Linked DNA regions of Homo sapiens: region 2 is linked to region 1. Evidence: chromatin contacts called from ENCODE Hi-C or POLR2A ChIA-PET data. All regions are on one chromosome and are shown on one strand. Each heading gives the region's core, a stretch centred on a gene start or an enhancer-like site at or near the end of the contact. The rest is flanking DNA. Distances are from core to core; before and after follow the strand shown. Region 1 overlaps LRRC28 (leucine rich repeat containing 28). Region 2 has its middle 19 kb from the start of LINC03080.

What was found. Hi-C counts contacts between places; a loop is a spot of excess contacts on that map. ChIA-PET counts read pairs that join two places held with the same protein, here RNA polymerase II (POLR2A). Pooled maps may share reads with other maps.
Region 2: a loop to region 1 is called in a pooled map, with 2.0 times the contacts of the local background. The contact joins two enhancer-like sites. A Hi-C loop is called at or near these places in 5 of 50 pooled maps. POLR2A ChIA-PET finds 5 or more read pairs at or near these places in 2 of 52 experiments (HEK293 and OCI-LY7).

The regions. Positions count from the first base shown.
Region 1 is chr15:99,384,846-99,392,453 of GRCh38, forward strand. It overlaps LRRC28 (leucine rich repeat containing 28), which reads left to right. Exons shown (of 10, transcript NM_144598.5): 10 at 1,185-5,884. The coding sequence ends at 1,257. Among named protein-coding and RNA genes, the nearest start is that of LINC02244, 14 kb to the right of the region's middle. Within about 2 kb of position 1,251, at least 10 of the 41 ENCODE cell types and tissues checked have a DNase peak (open chromatin) inside an H3K27ac peak, as active enhancers do.
Region 2 is chr15:99,450,453-99,458,060 of GRCh38, forward strand. No RefSeq gene overlaps it. Among named protein-coding and RNA genes, the nearest start is that of LINC03080, 19 kb to the left of the region's middle. RefSeq lists an enhancer at 2,476-2,785. Within about 2 kb of position 4,644, at least 30 of the 41 ENCODE cell types and tissues checked have a DNase peak (open chromatin) inside an H3K27ac peak, as active enhancers do.

The sequences.
Region 1 (7,608 bases), core at 1-2,500:
TTGGGCCACTTCTCATAACACATACTGTATTCATCAGGGCTGGAAAACAAAATGCACATTTGGCTGAGACTTTGAAGAGAAATTAATGAAGAAGGACAATTGGCTGAAGTTTGGGCAGGGTGGAGAGCACCCAGAAGGATACTGAGGCACGCAGGGACTCACAGCAGTAGGAAGCCCTTACCATGCTTAATCCTTGGGCCTGAAGGGCAAAGGGAGCTCTCTCTGGAGCCTGGCGAGAACCAGAGGTAGCAAAGGGGGCCTGCCTGATAGGAGCTCCAGTCCCAGAGGTAGAGAGGGAGTGGGGTGGAAATACTCAACCTTCCTTCTTCCTGCCCTTCAGCCCCCTGCTGGTGCCTCCTGCTGGTGCCTCTCGCTGGCCTAACCAGAAGCTAGAGTTGAGGCAACTTTGCTGGTAAAGTCTACAGAGGTCCCCTTCCTGGGCCACAGGGAAAGGCGGACTGTGTTGGGGGTGAGGAAATAGAAAACAATCAGCACAGGGGGTCTTGTGGAAACAACAAGAGAGTCTTCTCCCTCTACCAGAGGATAGCACTTCTGGCAGGAAAACAAGGCATCTAATAGCTGGAGCTGTCCAGAGTGGGTCAGAGGCCCCCTGGGGCTCATGACTCACGCACAAAGGTGCCCAAACCTCTGATATGTGGGAAGACCTTTGAACTGTATTATTCAGATTCTGAAATGACCTCTACGAGCAACCTATGTGTATGCGTACATTTGTAGGATAAATTCCTTAAAATTATGTTGTTTAAGCTCTGTGGTATATATGTGTTCTGGCTAAATTGGAGACATTTTCTGTTACATGATTTTTATAATGGACTTCAATTCTGTGATTGCGTTGTTGGTTCTAGAAAGCAGAGTTCGAAACGTAATGTGGAAAAGGCATTTGTTTTTTTTTTTTTTCTTAGTTTCTACTTTAGGGATAATATATCTTCTGAACGCTGCTATTAAAATGAACATTCAAAAAATAAATAAATAAAATGAACATTCACATGTACATACTTCACCTGATTCCAGTGCTCAGTTTGAAAAGGAAATTTAAATTTCTATTATGCAGTTTGTTGACCATGGCTAATCCTCCATTTTAACAAAGAAAAAAGTTTCCAGCAGAAAGAATCAGAGACTTTAATCTTGAACTCACAGCGTTCTTCTCTCCCTTTTTCCCCTTCCAGGAAGACAACTGTTAGTTTTGTGGCTTACTGCTGCTCCACCCAGTGTCTGCAGACTTTTGACCTGCTGAGTTGATAAACACTCAAGAACCTCAGGAGCGCTGCCAGCTTGACACTGGGGAATCCAGCCAGTCCAGCACACTCTTCCATCCTGTCCTGTCCAATGCGGGGGCACTGCAGAACTCTCTAGAAATGTCATGATTGAGCTTCAGAGCTAAAATGCCTTCACCCTTCCCCCAAGTTGGAATATATCCTCCCCCAAATTAAGGACCCATTTGTCTTCTGTGTTTTTCCTTTTTATGTGAGTGTGTCTTTTACAGAAACCATTTAGATTGATGGGCCTCCCCAAATCTAATTTAAAGCAAGTTTCCGGTCCTTGGAGAACAGTGACTTGATCATCTAGCCAGATTCCCTTTTGAACACACATACCTTCAGTGATGCTTCCTCTCCTCTCCCCTCCCTTGCTTTCCCCAGAGAGTTATTTCCCTGAGACCATGTTCTCCACAGTGTCTCCAGTGGAAACTTGTCAGTTTTTGAGGAGTTTCAGCAAACCCCGTGGCCTCAATGGTCTTGAGTAGCAGGGTGGGGCGCCTGAGTTGGCAGCAAAGTGAGGCTCCCATGGAGGCTCAGTGAGGGTCCCAGAGCACACACCCTCTGGAAAGTTCCAGCCTTGTTTATACGTTCTACAGTGTAGCAACAGACTTTTGTGAGGGATTTTAAAAACAAAAATGTAGATTGTAATGAAATACACTTCCTGTTTTTTAAAAGTGTTTGCAGAAAAATGATTTTTGAAGTTTTTAAATTTCCTGATAAGATTTTTTTTATATGAGAAGAATTTGAGGAATATTTGAAGCTTTACAAGATCTGATTTTTTTCTTTCTCAATATAAAGTTTCCATACAATGAGAAAGGGGGAGAAAACACACATTGAAATAAGACCTCCGTGTTCTTTTTTGATGGGTTTATGATTCAGTTTATACTGACTTTGAAATATTTTTGTCACATGTGAAAGGCTTCAGCTACTTCCACTACTGGTTTTTTTTTGTTGTTGTTGAGACGGAGTCTCGCTCTGTCGCCCAGGCTGGAGTGCAGTGGCGGGATCTCGGCTCACTGCAAGCTCCGCCTCCCGGGTTCACGCCATTCTCCTGCCTCAGCCTCCCAAGTAGCTGGGACCACAGGCGCCCGCCACCACGCCCGGCTAATTTTTTGTATTTTTAGTAGAGACGGGGTTTCACCGTGTTAGCCGGGATGGTCTCGATCTCCTGACCTCGTGATCCGCACGCCTCGGCCTCCCAAAGTGCTGGGATTACAGGCGTGAGCCACCGCGCCCGGCCCACTACTGGTTTTTAACAGGATGATTCAAAGTACAGCCCGTGCACATTTACTTCGTCACCTGGTGCACCACACTGTCTTCATGTTGGCCCTCGTTTCTTGTATACTTAGCTTACTGCCCAGATGCAACTGAGAAAATACAGGAAAAGCAGGTCCAAATTCAGCCTTCGACTTCTGCAAAAGTCCATAAACAGAAAGTCTGTGAGCCTCCACCCTGCCAGAAAGAACTCTTCATGAAGAAGTCACGTATTTGCTCTTCCTTTCAAAGGATGGCATTTTAATGTTGCTTTGCTGCCAGATGTTCATCTGCTTGCTGTGAAGTGATTCTTTTTTTAAAATGTTTTTTAATGATGTAAGTTTTCTAAAAGGCAGGGCTGAATGGAGAACCAAGAATTTGCTTGGTAGAAAAATTATTTTTTTTTAATTTCAGACTTATCAAAAATTTGGTTGAGGGAATTTTTATTAGCTGCCCTGACTTTATAATGCTACGCTCTTAACAGTGCCAAAAATCCTACATAGTTACTGACAAATGTGTGATCTTTTTACAGTCACAACACCTGCTGCCCGGAAAGCACACCGTCCACGTAGAATGGAGAAGGCAGAAAGTTACCGTGTGTTCCCACTGTATCTGCACTGTTCTTACTTCCTCTTGTCCCTTTTCATATCTTGGTCTATTCAGCCTTAACATTTCAAAGGCTTATAGTAAAATAGGAACTGAAGATCTGTATCAAAATGTAACACTTTCATCCTTTGGAATAATTGAAGTTTAACATAACCTCTACATGTATATAAGTTAGCTGGTGAAAATGTGGCATGAAACTTCACAATTGTGCTTCAGGCCTAAGTGACTGCTACCTATGATTTAAGTGACAGTAAATGTCTTGCTACATTTTTCTATTTCATCCTCTACAATCATATGTCATGGAATGGAGCTATGAAATGTGCTAACTTGGTATTCAGGATTCTCATTGTGATAAGGTGATACATTAGTTTTACCTTGTTTGAAATTTTACAAAAATGCTTACAATCCAGGCATTCTTTCTCTACCTATTATGAACTACGGTGTGTTAAACAACAGCAGTGGGCTGGGCAGACAACCTTTGGGCAGTCTCAACCTTAATCCTTGGGTACAGCACCTGAACTTAATTGATGAGAAGTGGAACTTAAGTGGTTTCCCTGGTGCTGTTCATTATGGAAATTTTATGCTGGATTTATCGATGTCATTCTTAATCTTTTGATACTATAAAGGAGTCTTACCAACTGGAGAAAATTTGCCTACATGCTATATATTTGAATTGTGTCCAAAGCTTTGCAGAAAAGCAAATCTGAAGTTATTATATATGTTGTTTTCTTGAGCAACAGTTACACTAGGTAGAAAAGTATTCACACAATAATAGTAATGCAAAAAAAGTGAGCTACTTGGAAAGTATCATCTCTGTTCAGGTAAGTTTACTTCAGTGAACTCTTGTGTGGTTAGCGATAAGTTTTAAAGTCCAGGATAGCCTCATGAGCATAGGCCTTCCTATGAAGTAGTGCAAAGGGGGCCGATTTTAGTGGATTACCCTATCAGTGTTCTTCAGTATGTCCAATTGTTATCATACCAAAAACCTTAATTACATAACATTGTGTGGATGAAATGCTGCATCTTCAGTTAATACATGTTTTGAGCACATTCTTAAAATACATAATAATTAAATGATCCCTATTCAAAAGAACCCTGGCTTGGGTGGAGGATCCACTCTGGCTAACGGATAAGAGTGATGAACTTCTTTGTTACCTGACCCTTCTCTTCTGGAAAAGTGAGGTGTACATTAAACATCTTTTGGTCACCGTGCCTCACTAAGACCTTTCACATTCCAGCTTGTCCGACTAGTGTAATGTACCTCTCACTTCTGTTTTACGTTGAGCATTACGAATTAAAATCTTTACAGTCTAGGGGGAAAAAAAGGCTTCAATACCAGTTGGCTTATGAGGCTCTGCATATAATTTTCTCTAAAATATGTAACTATTTTGTAGTCTGTGGGGACTTTCAAAGCCAATTTTTAAAATTAGTAGTAGTAAAGGTTTTTCCCTTTCCTGAATGAAAAATCAGAAATTCTAATCTTTGCTATAAAGTACTTAAACACAATACATTGCCTCAGCATAAATAAAAACATTTTTATTAAGATGATTTATGAACATGGATTTCTAACTGGACCAACACTAATGTTGCAACCTGATAAAATTTGAGATGTAAATTCATTTCACAGACTCATAAACACACTCTCTTTAAGACTCTTCTTTAAATGGATCCTTACATTACCCTGCCTGTTTTATTATGCCTTCATTTTTGTGGTTTTCATTCACTCCTGCTTGCTTCTATTGAGGTTCTCCTACATTTCCCAGAAACTCAGTGAATATCTTGCCTTTTCTTCAAACAAAGGGGGTTTTTATAAAGTTTGTATTTTTGAAACTAGCTCTATGTCTATCTAAAAATCAAGTCTCGGCAGTGGCTCATGCCTATAATCCCAGCACTTTGGGAGGCCGAGGAGGGCAGATCATCTGAGGTCAGGAGTTTGAGACCAGCCTGGCCAGCATGGTGAAACCCCATCTCTACTAAAAATACAAAAAATTAGCCAGGCGTGGTGGCGCGCACCTGCAGTCCCAGCTACTCGGGAGGCTGAGGCAGGAGAATTGCTTGAACCCGGCAGGAAGAGGTTGCATTGAGCTGAGATCACGCCATTACACTCCAGCCTGGGCAACAGAGCGAGACTCCGTCTCAAAAAAAAATCATTCAAGTTTCACTGTGCCTACAGTGAGGAGCTACCTCCTTGTGTCATCAGCTAATAGATCTGAAAGTGATGCCGGTGTCTCTAGGAAAGGAATTGATCATAGCCAAGTGACTGACATTCTCTCGGTCAGGAAAAGAGCTTGCTTCACAGCCTTTGAAGTATGACTGTATGTGTGGTCCCCTTGTACTTTGGAGACAGAAGGTACTGGCAGCGAGTGTGGTGGATGGGCAGAAGGTGTAGCATTCGGAGATTATTTCTGTATGTAATTAAGAGACTTTCAAGGGTTAGCCAGACTTTTTTCCACTCAAGTGTGGATTATCTTTGCTACCTGTGTTAAAGAATATCAGGTTTTGTTTCTTATTGTGATTTTTGAGTCTAAATGATCCAAGATTTTTAAAATAGATACATAATGAAATCCAGGCCTCTGAAAAATTATGGCAACATTCATTTGGAGTGTGGCTAAAAACTCATACTTTATCCAATTTGGTTGCCTCTCTCAGTTACTGCAGTTTATAGAATAATTGAGCTTGAACCATGTGAATGCTCAGAATGTCAATGGTGGAGTATTTATTCAAGAGAAATGGCTGAATCTCGATACGAACAACGAGTTTTGTGGTGTTTTAACTTGCCCTATTCCTATCTCCCCCTTCCGTCTCTGTTGTATCCTTGAAAACCAACAGTATACAATGAAGGTGAAAAGTAGCAGCCTGGAAGCCACTAGAGGGGGCAGAATGGGGTTAGAACTCCTTCAAAGCCTCATTCCCAGAGAATTGTCATTATTTGACCTGGCAGGCAGGTCCCTGGAAGACCTCATTTGCAAGACTGTCTTTATTTTACCGGATTGGAGCTTGCCAGGTGTGAAAAGCCTTTTTCCCAGGGACATTAGTCAAGAGAGACTCAGAGGCAATTGGTTAATTTTGTGGTTGCCTCAAGTGGTGGCTAAGCTTTGGAGCAGACAATAGGCTAACCAAAAACGTAAAAGGAAAAGCTTGGGAATGAGATGTCCATAGGGACCTTGAAAAGCTCTGGTATTCTTGGGAATTCAGATGGTCATGTGTATGTGTAGAGCTTTGCATATGCCAAGGGTTATACTCCTGCTCAGGAAAGACTTAAGAACATCTTGAGCTGTCACCATCGGTTGACCCTGACACACAAGCAGAAAGTGAGGCCAAAGGCAGCTTCCTTCCTGTCGTCTTCCTGGCTCAGTGTTGAAGGGGTGCTCCAACATGCACCCAGAGCCCTTAGCACAGACTTGGAGATGTAGCACAGTAAGAAAACTCCCTTAGTGGCATTTAGGGAAATTTCTGTCCAATCATTAGCTGACCACTAAACAACCCTAGCAGAGACTTCAGTATCCACGCACTATAAAGAATATAGACTTTACTGAATTAGTTCAGAATAGTCACTAAACAAGCCAAAAACCCAGCAAGTACATCAAACCCTTAGCAAGGAAATAAAAAGCTAGGTATGATTTCCAGAGTTGCCACATTGTTCTTTGAAATGTCCAGTTTTCCACAGAAAAATTATGAGACACATAAAGAAGAAAGTATGTTCCATACATGGGAGGAATAAAAAATAGACACCTGAGGAAGTCTAGACATTGGATTTTTAGATGAAGACTTTAAATTGGCTATTTTAAATAGGTTCAGAGAACTAAAGAAAAATAATGTGTAAAGAACTAAAAGTATGAAAATGTCTCACTAAATAGAAAATGAAAAATTATTTTTAAAAGAACCAAATATAAATCATGAAGTTGAAAATACAATAACTGAAATGAAAAATTCATGAGAGGAACTCTATCTAGTCTGAGAAACAGAAAAAAGAATAAAGAAAAATGAATAGAGCCTCAGAGAGCTGTGGCACACCATCATGCATACCAATATATGCATAATTGGAGTCCCAGACGAGAGGAGAGAAAGAGGTAGAATATTTTAAAAAAAAATAATGGCCAAAGACTGAAATTTGATGAAAAGCATTGATTTACATACCCAAGAAGCTCAATGAACCTTAAGTAGTATAAACTCAAGAGATCCGTGCCTGGATACAAAATCACACTGTGTACCAAAGCATCTTGGAAGCAAAGAGAGAAGTGACTCGTGTACTAGGGATCTTCATCAGAAACTATGGAGTGTAGAAAACAGTGGGATGATGTATTCCAAGTGCTGAAAGTGAATGACTATCAAATAAGCATTCTATTTCCAGCAAAACTATCCTTCAGAAATGATTAGGACATGCCCAGATAAACAAAAACAGAATTTATTAGCAAGGCTGCTCTACAAGAAAAACAGAGAACTTAAAGGCTGAAACGAAAAGATAATAGTAACT
Region 2 (7,608 bases), core at 3,394-5,893, 69 kb after region 1:
TGGCAAAAGGTGGGTGGATCTAAGATCTATTTATTAGGTGAAAGTGTGGAGCGCTGAGCAGTGTGGTGCTGGGAGTGATCCCATCTGTGTGAGAACGTGAATAAAGGAAGGTACCTCCAGGCAACGGCCCTGGGAGTAAGAAGTTTGCCTTCTGTGGTCTCCACTCTGTATCGTAGGGTTCTCAGACTCTGGTGCCTCAGGGTCCCCTGGAGGTCTTGTTCAAACACAGTCTGCTGGGCCCACCCCCAGGGTGTCTGATTCAGCAGGTCTGGCGGTGAGTGGTGAGGTGGGGAGGAGGCAGAATCTGCATTTCCAGCAAGTTCCCAGGCAAGGCTGCAGCCGCTGCTGCTGCTCCAGGAGCCCCACTTTGAGAAGCCCTACCGTAGTGTTCACATTTGGGCACCATGTGCAAGTATCGGTTTTATAGTATTTTTTAAATAATAATTTATGAAAATGATCCCTGGGCCAGACTCTTCTCCACCCACGCCAGTGGTTTGTTGTCTTCACCTTGTCGGTCGGGAAACCACTCCCTGTGTCTAAGCCCCGTCTCTCTGGCTTCGTTCCAACCACCGCCTCTCCGCAGTGAGGTCAGCTACTCACAGGAAGGATAAGCCACGCTTAGAACAAAGCTCCCACCCACTGGAAGACAATGACCAGACCCCCGCCCCTTGAGCCTTCTGTCTAAGAGCAGAGCTCCAAACCCTTATTTTCGGCACTAGAGCAGCCCTTTCCTGGTTGCATAATCACAAGCCTCAGCCTCAGCTTCCCGCTCCTTCCCCCTAAGCTAGAGGATGTGCAAAAGGAACGCTGACACCTGTGTCTGTGGAAAGGTTATGACTTCCCTGTGACGAGCCAGAAAGCTCAGAGCCCGACTTGCAGGAGCCTGTGCACCCAGAGACTTGCCATTATAAAACCAAGAATGAAACTGTGCATTGGGAGGAGAGGACGTTGGAGTCCTCCTTCAGAAGGCCGGTTCTGTCTCATGAACCCCGTTTGAACCTCTTGGCTGTGAAGGTGAAGGCAGGGTCTTGGGACAACCTCCAGGTCACCCCAGGAGGAGGCCCCAGCAGTGGGGCTCTGATCACTGTGGCAACCCAAATTCCCTGCTCAGAGGTTCTAGACACTCTCTGCCCTCCTTGCCCCTAAATAAGTGGAATTGAGTCATGCCCACGGTCCTCTCCCATCCAGCACCCCTATGAAGCTGGTGGCCACCATGCAGAGCCCAGAGAGGGACATCTCACCCTCAGTGTCCTGAAAATCATGTAGTAACACAATGCCTTGGAGCACATACCTGCTGAGTGGAGTGGCAGTGTCCCTTGGCCACCCGGTCCCTTCTCATGCACCTCACAGCCTCACAGAGGGGCTGCTCCCAGCCCCCTCCCGACCTGCCTCCAGCAACCCACCTCCCCCTTTCCTCCTCCTCTCTCCTTCTGCCCAGGGAAGCAGTGACCCATCTCCCCTCTGTCCATCCTTCACATGCTCCCTCCATTTCTGCTTTCAAAAGAGGGAGAAAACATTTTGATTATGAAGCATTTCCAGGGCTGTTTAGGTTTGCCATTGCTAGGTCTTTTGTTTGCCTTTCCTCCTAGCCTCCACCTGGGTTGAGGCAACATTATTATCTCCTCTGTACAGGTGAAGAAATGCTAATTGAGAAAGGCCACGAGACGGCCAAGTTCAGACACCCATGCGGCCTGGAGCAGGGCAGAGGCCCTGCCACCTAATCGCAGGGCCTGGCGGTGTGCGGGACACAGAGACATCGGACCCTCGTTCCAGAGCCAGTGACTGCTGGAGGGAGACACGAGCGCCCCGTGGTAGCAACAGAATTGAAGAGGGTGAGAGTGCAAATCCTACCTGGTCAGAGGCAAATCCTACCTAGGTCTGAATTGAGGGATGATGAGGAAGAAGGGAGGTGGGCAATGGTTGAGTCAGGGCTTCATCCTCTGTACTTCTACCAGCCTTTTAACCCTTCAGTTGTTCTCACAATCGTATCCTCACTTGATTCCTAGAAGCACCACGGGTAGTCGGGAATGTCAGGGGAACCATGGCTCTTGGGCACAGAGACGCATCCCAGGTCACACTGCTTGGCTGTGATGACTTCAGTGAGCTCTTTCTAGCCAGGGGATATGTTATAGGCTTTGTGAGTCCAGTGTCGAGAAGCAGGAGGCCCTGTTCTGCCCGGTGGCCATCTGGGAGTGGGGTCACTGTGACCCTGCTGTGTGTGGCCAAGGTGGCAAGGAGCATCGAGTCCACTGAGACCAGACAGGAGCCCACTCCGCTCCTGCCCCGCCTCCACCTCCCACCTCACCACCTGGTTTTTGTTCCAGGCAGCCACATTTCTCAGCTTTCCCCCAAGCTGAGACCTGGAGGGGATCCAGTTTGACCAGTGAGTTGCACGTGGCAGGGTGCCGGGACGCCTGGGGAAGTGTGGTGTTCCAGACACAGCCACCGCCCTGTCTCCTCGCTGCTTCCTGCCTGAATGCAGAAGCGGAGTCCGGCTGGGGGTGGCCATCTGGCGACTCTGAGGACAGAGTCTATGCTTGGGATGGCAGAGCCGGATGCTCAAAGGAGCCTGGATCCCCAGCACTTCCTCATGTGGCTCCACCAGCCCTGCCTGCTTCTGGACTTGCTCTATAAGAAAACGAAACTCCTGTCAGGTTCAGTGGCTGTGGTCGGCTGTGGTCAGGGGCAGCTGAACAGAACTTGAAGTCTCAAAGGTCATGAAGCCCATCAGAAAACAGGAGCTCCCTGGCGCCTGCAGCCTCTTGGTCTCAGATCCAGCTCCTGGGACCTCAGGGCCTGCCCCTTCTCCTGCCTTGCACCCCAAAGCCTGCCTGGGACCCACAGCCCCCTCCCTGCGGCTGCTGGGAGCTGCGAGTGGCACCCACGCACTCTGGGCCTGGTCTTTCGGCCACGACACTCGCCACCTCTGCTGGGCAGTCTCAGTAAGTATTACTCCTTCCACGCAGGCCAACTGTAGGTGGCCGGAGGACAGTCGAGCAGTTCCTTCTGTCTGTCCTGCCATCCACAGCGGCCAGTCTTGCCCAGATCCATGTGGTCTCAGGACTGTGCTGAGGGGTCCAGGGAGGCTGCTGTTTTCCCCAAGTTACGCACAAAGCAACCATAGGTGAAGGGGCTTGCTGGGGGCCTGTGGCTGGTGAGTGGTAGAGATGGAAGCAGAACCTCATTCAGATGTCCCTGTTCTGTGGCTCTCAAAGGGAAGATCCCTGAGCACACATCAGAATCACCCAGGACATTGCTCACGATGCACACTCCCCAGCCCCACTCCAGGCCTACCAAACTGGGATGTCTGGGGAAGATTCCCAGGAATCTGCATGGTTGGGCACCCCCCTCACAGCCCAGGCATGATTCTGGTGCACACCGAAGACCAAGCACCTCTCTTGAGCTGAGCTCTCTCCCCAGGCATGATTCCGGTGCACGCCGAAGACAAGCACCTCTCTTGAGCTGAGCTGTCTCCCCAGGCATGAGGGTCAGACCTGCAAGGTGTCAAGTGCAAGCCTCCATCTCATGGTTCGTGGTTCCAGGTGATGACCCTGAGCCCAGCACCCCAGAACACAGAAGCACTTTCAGCCTGCAAAACAGCCAAAAATCCTGATGCCCAGGCTAAAACCTAGACCAGAGAAATCTGAATCTGTAGGGGTGAGACCCAGGCACGGGCACTTTTAAAAGTTCCCCTAGTGATTCCAAGGCCAGAGCTGCCTGTCCCCAGGCTGCGTAGGGGAGAAAGATGCTTCTTCCTGGGGGAAGGTGGTGGGGTGAGGCTATTAAACACACAACTAGGCCCCACCCCAGAGTTTCCCATCCAGCAGGTCTTGGGAGGGCCCAAGAATTTGCACTTCTATCAAGTTCCCAGGTGGTGCTGGTGCTGCCGGACTGGGAGCCACACTCTGAGAACCCCTGGAGAAGGAAGCAGGAGTGGAGGAAGAACTGAGGGTGGTTACATGTGGTCCTTGTTAAGGGGCAGGTGACTTGCTCCACTGAGCAGGGCCCACCTGTCCTGTTTTCTTAGGTGCTATGGATTCTCCAAATGCACCTGCTGAGGATGGGAATGTGCCTCTCCTAACATCACTGAAGCCATATAGATAAAGAATTGTGACCTTCCATCCAGGGCCCCGGGGATGGCAGGGCAGAGTGTGCGCTGCACAAATCCGGAAGCCACCATTCACCTCCCCTGCACTGTGGCCCTCCCTGGCATTGCCAAGCCTAACACATTTCCCACTGAAAGCACAGCATGTGGCTGTGGAAAGTTTCCTGTGGCACCTCAGAAATTCTGCACCCACATTTGCTTTCATTTGTCTCCTTTCTGCCCCTCCTCATTTCTGTTGGAGCTCCATCCCCCTGGAGGGTTTAGGATGGGATGGATCTGGCTGGCTTGGTACGGGGGCCTCTGCCCTACCCAGGACCCACCAGAAGCGAGCCTCCATCCTGGAACCAGGCGCTCGGCCTGGCTGACCCAGCTAATCCGGGCATGGGCAGCTCAGCCAGGTCAGGAGCATATGGCCTCCCTCCTTTGCCACTTCGTGCTGCTGATTAGGCCTCCTCCACAAGGAGATAAACCTGCTGGAGGAATTTGTTTTCTCTGGCAGCCCACACTCTGTCCAACAGAACTGCAGGCTGACTCACTGGCGCTGGTTTCCTCTGAGCCCCCGCCCATGCACGGCCTGTCCGGGCTTCTCCCTTTCAGGAGGCACTTCCTGGCTTGACCTACGTGTCCTGGGAGTTTCTGTCTTGTGATTCGGGCCCAGCTGCCACCACATTCCTTCCGTGACACTTGGCTGGAGTGGGTGGGCAGCCGTGAGCGGGCTGGGGAATCTTATCAGAAGGTGTTCCGTCTGGGGCCTGAGCACAGAGAGAACTCGCCAGCCCAGGAGCTCGGCTGGCAGGAGTGGAGGGCCCCCAGGGGAGGCCCCTCTCCGCAGGGAGAGAGGGCAGGTGGGCAGGGCCCGTGGGGGAGAACACACCCAACCCACCAGTGGGGAGTGAGGCCTTGCCAGGTATGAAACCGTTGGGGAAAGAATGTCCAAACCAGCTGGTGCCTCCCTCATTTCTATCTCCAGACCAGCCCTCTCCCCTGAAATCTGGGGTCATAAATCCAACTGCCTCCCTGACAAGCCTGCACTCCTGATTTCTACCCCCAAAAGCTATGTACGCCTCCCAACATCTCAGCAACTCCATCGTTTCTTAGCTCAAGCCAAAAATCATGATGCTATCCTTGACTCCAAGCCTTCGGCACATTCTACTTGCCTTTTTTTTTTTTTTTTTTTTTTTTTTTTTGGTACACATGAGTTTGACTGGATGACTGACTGAAATGTCACCAGCAACTCTCCACAGGGCCAGATGGGCACTGTGAGAAGCCCTCCCTCCCTTTTACTTTCTCCCCCAGGGCAGAGAGAGGAATCTGCCCTTAGGCTTACTTCCCTGGGAGGAGAGCATCATCCTCCAACCTCTCCCACCAAAGTGAGGTCCCCATGAGGTCACTGATGGTCCTGAGTTGGGACTGAAGGCTGGCAATATTCTTCTCCAAGCCCTGCACTTGAGACAAAGCCTGGAAAAGCCCCTGGCTGGGCTAGCTCACAGGCTTCCTGAGAACTGCTACTCAGAGAGCTGTGCTCTAGCTGGGAGGATCACCTTCTTGCAGGTCATGCCCCATATTTTGCTTGGTCCTTGGATGAGAGGAGGGAGAAACAGAGGGGACGAGGCATGGACCAGATCCCTTGGCAGTAGCTAAACCTTGGGAGCTGCCACCAGCTGCAATTACTTGCTTCTGCCTTTAATTTCATGTTGAGAAGCCACGGGTGATGGAAAAAGAAATTGGTCCCCATGGGCAGAACGCTTTTTCGATATGCATTTATTAGCAAAGCTTCTGAAGGTGTCGTAAGCTGAACGTGAGGCAGCTGCCTCTAGAAGTGAGATTCACATGCAGGGTGGAAATGGTAGATGGGAGATCTGGAGGAGAGACACTTTGGAGAAAAAACTTCTGTTTGCAAGGGACCGTTATTTTAAAGTTCAGAACATTTTTGCAACTATCCCCCTACCCGCCCCCCGGCAACCTCCTGGCTTGTCCCTTATTTCAAATCTATTGTTGCTCTCTAAGGGCCCATCCGAGCTGATGTTCTTGCTGATGTTCTTCTTCGAATCAGTGAACCAAGGAATTTTAGTACAGGTGCACCTCGTTTCGCATAATTGATATGTGTCTGAAAAATGATGTGTTAATTAGCTTTGTTATAAATTAAATGCTGTTTTAAATGCAACAAGATGGTTTGCATTTTAAGATAATCTGATGGCAAATTCATTATTTTCAAAGGCTCTTATAGCCAGTTATACTCCGGTTCATGGCTCCTTCCCCAAGCAGCCTCAGAAACGTCGCTGGGATGGATTATGATTCATATCATCACAGACATCCACAAATAGAGAGAAACTCAGATATTTTCACCGTGGTTTCCAAATGCTTTCTCTTTTTTCAGCCATGGAACTAATGTTTCAAATGAAATCTGGCTCAGAGCTGAGTGAATGGGACAGGGGAGAGGGAGGCCTCTCCTGCTGAATTAGTGTGGAGAACCCAAATCCCCACCTGCCTGACACCCGTGTAGCTCCCTATGCTCCCTCATGAAGTCCCCAGCACCCACTGGAATGCCCAATTTGAAAAGCACTGCTCTCAAAGCGTCATAAGCATTTTCTCTTATCAGCAGTTCTACCTCTAAGACTCTAGATCCTCCCACTGGAGCACAGATGTTCGTCACAGCTTCATTTTTGACAGCAAGTATTATAGAGGAAAACAGTTTAGCTCCTGCCACTGCACCGTCAATGGAGAATACACGGAGAGCCCGGACTTAGGAATAACGAGGCATCCCTCCCTGTCTCCCACAGGGGTGGAATCAGTGGAGCCTAGTGGGGAGGTAGAATTGCCACTCTGGGCTAGTAGGAACAAGGATCTTCCCACCCCCGCCCCCCTCCCCAGGCATTAATAAAGGACAAGTAGAGAACATGAACTTCTACTTCCACCTGGCAGTAACAAGACAGCACAGTGTCTCCACTTTTGCTGCTGGAGCAATCTCAGAAGAAACCAACTGGAACAGAAGGTTTAAATAGAATCCAGAATTTCACAACATAATACCCCAAATGTCCAGGTTTCAGTCAAAAATCACTTGTCTTATTGAGAACCAGCAAAACCTCGATTTGAATGAAAAAGACAATCAATATATACCAATACTGAGATGATGAAATGTTAGAATATGATAAGCAAATATGATAAATATGCTTCAAAAAGCAATTACAAACACACCTGAAACAAGTGAAAAATAGAAAATCTAGGCAAAGAAATAGAAGATAAAAAGAAGAACCAAATGAGAAATTTAAAACTGAAAAATACAGTAACTGAAATTAAAAACTCAATGATGGGCTTAACAGTAGAATGGACTGAGAAAAGTATCCACAAACTCGAAGATAGAACGACAGATATTACCCAGTTTGAACAAAGAGAACATAGACAGAAGAGTAAGAAGAAGGAGGAGAAGGAGAAGAGTAGTAGTAGAAGAACAAGAGAGTTTCAGGGATATGTGGGATGATTAAAAAATTCTAACATTTATTGTC